Regions from separate parts of the Homo sapiens genome. Here region 2 is linked to region 1. A link is an interaction called in ENCODE POLR2A ChIA-PET data of the cell type or tissue named here. Cell type or tissue: MCF 10A. All regions are shown on one strand.

What was found. ChIA-PET counts read pairs that join two places held together with the same protein. Peaks named below come from ENCODE experiments on the same cell type or tissue, not always from the same donor. Only the 100,000 strongest peaks of a DNase experiment are listed, where the experiment ranks them.
Region 2: POLR2A ChIA-PET joins it to region 1 with 10 read pairs; 3 of 35 experiments call an interaction of 5 or more read pairs at or near these places.

What each region holds. Positions count from the first base shown.
Region 1 is chr18:21,599,587-21,602,086 of GRCh38, reverse strand. It overlaps ESCO1 (establishment of sister chromatid cohesion N-acetyltransferase 1), which reads left to right and starts at 1,383. Exons shown (of 12, transcript NM_052911.3): 1 at 1,383-1,464. RefSeq lists an enhancer at 1,158-1,677. In MCF 10A, a CTCF peak has its summit at 1,035 (motif pointing right); DNase peaks (open chromatin) are centred at 1,236 and 1,876.
Region 2 is chr18:21,162,777-21,165,276 of GRCh38, reverse strand. All of the region lies in intron 2 of LOC107985161 (a long non-coding RNA gene), which reads left to right. Among named protein-coding and RNA genes, the nearest start is that of ROCK1, 52 kb to the right of the region's middle. In MCF 10A, no CTCF peak of the experiment used is centred here; a DNase peak (open chromatin) is centred at 1,176.

The sequences.
Region 1 (2,500 bases):
AAATTAGCCGGGCATGGTGGCAGGCACCTGTAGTCCCAGCTACTCAGGAGGCTGAGGCAGGAGAATTCCTTGAACCTGGGAGGCGGAGGTTGCAGTGAGCCGAGATCGTGCCATTGCACTCTAGCCTGGGTGACAAGAGTGAGACTCCATCTCAAAAAAAAAAAAAAAAATTAGCCTGGCATGGTGTCGTGGGCTTCATACATGCAGTTCTCAGGGAGGCTGAGGCAGGTGGGATCGCTTGAGCCCAAGTCGAGGCTGCAGTGAGCCGTTACTGTGCCACTGCACACCAGCCAGGGCTACACAGCAAGATCCTTCCTGTCACAAAAGAAAGAAGTGTGGGAACCATGAATCCTAGTGATAGAATCTTGGATTCTATCTCTAGAGGCGTCCAAGAGCGAGCCAAAGCTTTGTCTGAACACTCAGTCTGACTAAGTCTAGCAGAATATTTTACAATTTCTGATGATTCTTGCACTCTGATACACAGGAAGAAAGTGTGCAAGGAGAGGGCGAAGCCCTGCATTTTTTGGAGGTGCTGGAGGGCAGTGTAGGGACTGCACCCTCCTTTTTTTTTTATTTGAGACAGGGTCTCACTCGTCCAGACTAGAGTGCAGTGGCCCAGTCTCAGCTCACCACAACCTCCGCCTCCCAGGCTCAAGGGATTCTCCCGCCTCAGCCTCTCGAGTAGCTGGGATTACAGTCGCACGCCACTACCACCCGGCTAATTTTTGTATTTCTAGTAGAGACGGGGTTTCACCATGTTGGCCATGTTGGCCAGGCTGGTCTCGAACTCCTAACCTCAAATGATCCACCCGCCTCTGCTTCCCAAAGTGCTGGGATTACAGGCGTGAACCACCGCGCCCGGCCCCACCCTCCTTCTTTACATTGGCTCATATGGAAGACCAAAGGCACTTGGATTATACATCGCAGACAGAAGCAGCCAAAACCTACATGGCAACCAGTTGCGACAAATTTCCAAGGTAAACCACAACCGCTGGGGGCCTGGGTGGTTTTCAGCTCAAAGCGATGACCCCAGGAACGACAAGCGGCCGCCGCTAGGGGGCGCCGCCACTTCCCTGCCAGGCGACCACCCGCGGAGGCGCGCGCGCTAGGCCTCCCACCGCGCCTGCGCTGAGGATGGACACTAGCTCGCCTTTCCTCGACGCCCAGCCGTCCGGGCCGGGGTGAAAAACTGCGTGACACGCAGTGAGCGTGGCGGCCATCTTCGTCTTCTGGGCACGTCAGCTGAGCCGGTTAGGGCTGAAGAGGAGCGTTGCGCAAGCGCACCCAAGACGGTCACAGGTAACTCCCATCTGACGAGCGAGGCGTCGCCGTCGTCGCCGGAAGTTTGGTGTTTGCGCCGCGGGGGAGGCGGCGGCCGCAGCAGAAGCAGCTGAGTGTCTCCTGATACCCGGATGTGAGGCGATCCGCTGGCGCTAGTCTGACCCTCCGCCAGGCAAAAGGAAGGTACGCGAGCGTCCCTGACGGTCCCCGCCGCCTGTGTCTTCACCTCTCTTTTGCCAGCCCCTTCAGGGAGCGGACAGTTCTCCCTCTTCCTGTTCCACCCTCGGTGGCGTGTTGCCTCGCACGCCCCTTCCTACTGCTCCGGTCCCAGCTCTTCGCGCCCCTGGGAGGGAGGTGGGAGGCTCTAGGCTCCAAGACGCCGTCGCTTGAGGTAGGCAGCTAACGTGCTCGCGTGTCCGCGCACCACCTGCCGCTGTTTGCTGGGCGGTCGAAGTTCATAAGGGGTCGTGACCGCCGACGGGGCAGGGCCGGAGTTCCCAGCACTGCCGCGAGGGCTCCGGGAGCCCCGAGGTGGCGCGCAGCCATTGCTAGCACCGGGGCAGCGCCAGTGCTGGTCCCGCAGGTAGCTCCGGGCCCCGTCTCCGCCCCCTGCGTTTTCTCTTCCCGGCGCTTCACCGGAGCCAGTCCCTCGCCGCCTCCTGGCGCAACCCGCTGACCCGGCCTGAGCCTGGAGGCCTCTGCAGTTTGCGGGGCGCGATGTGGGGTCTTGGTTTTACAGCCTTCAGTTTGGGAGGGGAGCGGGCCCAAGGTCATAGAGTAACTCATGCTGCAAATGGGGGTCTCGGCACAGGTAGGGCGGCTCTGGAGTAGAAATGAGTGCATTGAGGGCCGCAGTGAAGTTTATAGCGATGGAGAGAGGCGAACCAAAGAGAATTGGGTCCTCGATTTTTATCACGGGTTAAGATTATTTTACTATGGGGGTTTATTTTGCACAGGCAGAATGGGATAGCAAGTCCAACAATTCGAAGACTACCTCCTCTCCCTCCGCCTCTCAATGATGCGTCCGAAAATCCGGCGTGTGCTTTATTTTCCGGGGCGATGGGGACGCAGCGGGGACCAGGGGAGGGAGGAAGAGGAGGAGGAAGGAGCTCAAGCTTTGCGATTTGAGAAGTACTATGAACCATGTTTTCTGTAGTCTTAGCTGCAATGAGATTCCTTTAAACAGGAATCGCAGCACACAGTATCTAGATAGTATTAC
Region 2 (2,500 bases), 440 kb after region 1:
GGCTGAGGTGGGAGGATTGATTGAGCCTGGGGGCAGAGGTTGCAGAGGGCCAAGATTGTGTCACTGCACTCCAGCCCGAGTAACAGACTGAGAACTTGTCTCAAAACATTAAAACAACAACAAAAACAAAATCACCTTAATAATAAATTAGTTTTTCTTAGTTTCTAAAGGAAATTCAGGCTTTCATTTTGACTCAAAATGATGATACATAAAATTCTTATAAATTATTATTTGGAAGCCAACAAGGAGGGTAATGACATAAATTATAAAAGTTCAAGTGGATGCCTGAAAAATATTTTTGTAACTCAGGAGATAATTGTTTACATATTGTGCAACTATATTGTTATTGTTACTGCAACTCAGGCTTTTAGAAGGAAGTTTTACATGGAAAAAATTATTTCCTACCTCCGAGTTGGTGACCAACCAATGAATTTAGAGATTAATTTCAGTATAATCTTTCAGCTGATTACTTTTAATTAAGTAGTAAAAGGAAACTACAAACAGATGAGATATGCTTTTTTTTTTTTTTGGTGTATGATTGGCAAGGGACAAAAAAACAAATTATGCTGAGTAATTGCATGGTGCATGTTTCAGCAAAGCATAAGGAGACACCAGGAAATAAATTACAGGTAAAGCTAATCAATACAAGGGCAGGGAGTTTTGAAGAAGACAGCAAAAGAAAGATTTTGTTAAAAGCGAATATGAGGAAAGTTATAAATGTGTATATTGTTAATAGCTCAAATGCCCAAATACATTTTAAGTAATGCCCTTAATTAAATGTAAATAGCAAACTTAGTAGTTACGTCAACTTCTTTCTTAGTAACATGTTTAAAGCAGATTACAAATCTCTTAGTAACAATGTAGCCGCAGTCCTTCTTGAAAAAAAAAAATTGCTTCTCTTCAGTTGGTTCTGAAAGACAATATATTTCTAGAAATGAAATTTGCTACCAATGAGGTCTTATTTTGTAGGTGAATTATGTGACTTTTAACTTGCAGTATGCTTGTTGAAAGTACATTTAATTTTCCAAAGGAAAGTTCTCCACAAGGTTAAACAAAAGGTTTAACAAAAGTTTGAAAGTCCTGCTAAAGATTTCCTAAGAGCTCTCATCTTGCTCGCTTCCATTTTACTTCTGCTTCTCTGTGGTCACTATTACTGTGCAGGAAGCAATTTTGCAAGCATTTATATGGCTGTGAGCCATGCATGAGTCAATTAGATTGCCTATTTTTTAAATCTCTCTAACAGTTTATAGAACAGACTAACCCCTTCACTCGCACTGCATCTGACTTGGATTCTGCCCTTTTGAGGAAGAATACATTAGACCAAAAAAAAAAAAAAAAAAAGGCATCTCACTGAGATGAGGACAGAAAGTATCAAACTCTTCTTCCTCTTCTCCCTTTAAAAATGCTCCACAAGGCCAGATGTGGTGGCTCATGCCTGCAATCCCAGCACTTTGGGAGGTCGAGGATCACTTGAGTCCAGGAGGTCGAGACTAGCCTGGGCAGTATAGTGAGACCCTGTCTCTAAACAGCAACAACAACAAAAACAAAAAAACAAAAGCTATACAAACTCCTCCTGAGAGTTATTTGAAATGCACATACAATGCTCAGATAACAGCAATTCTTTAGTAACAGGGTCTAACAGATCATTGTCAGCCCCCTATTCTTCCAGATTTGTTTATTTTAGGATAACTTAGCTGCATTGCAAATAACTTTCCATAAGAGATCCCCCTTCCATGAATGCAGGTCTGTATAGATAGAAGAGAAAGTGCTGTAATATAACAGCCTGTTCAGTATCCGTCTAGGCCAGTATTTAAGCTAAATATAATGGACTAATAAAAATGGGTAATACAAAAACAGGAGGTAGAATAATTTTTTTTTCTTTTTTTTGAGATGGAGTCTCACTCTTTGCCCAGGCTGGAGTGCAGTGGTGCGATCTCAGCTCACTGCAAGCTCCGCCTCGCCGGTTCACGCCATTCTTCTGCCTCAGCCTCCCGAGTAGCTGGGACTACAGGCGCCTGCCACCACGCCCGGCTAATTTTTTGTATTTTTAGTGCAGACAGGTTTCACCGTGTTAGCCAGAATGGTCTTGATTTCCTGACCTCGTGATCCGCCCGCCTCGGCCTTCCAAAGTGCTGGGATTACAGGCGTGAGCCACTGCGCCTGGCTGAATAAAAATATTTTTAATATCCTTTGGGGGCAGCAGTTTTGCCTTCCTTCCTTTTTTAGTTCCTTCCTTCTGCCTTTCATTTCTATTTGTTGATGTGGCTAATATTAGCATTAGTTTGCATTCCCTGAGCACAGAGCAGATGCCTAGGTCACTTGTGATGAGAAGTGAACTAATAATGTGCTGAAAAAATTTCATTTGGAATGTCTGCCTCATATGTTTTCATCGTAAGAACTTACTTGCCTGCCTTGATAACTGGATGCTATTTTGTTCTACATATGCCATCTCTTTTGGGCCTTCAGCAATTGATGTTGACTATTTAGCTACATAGGAGCA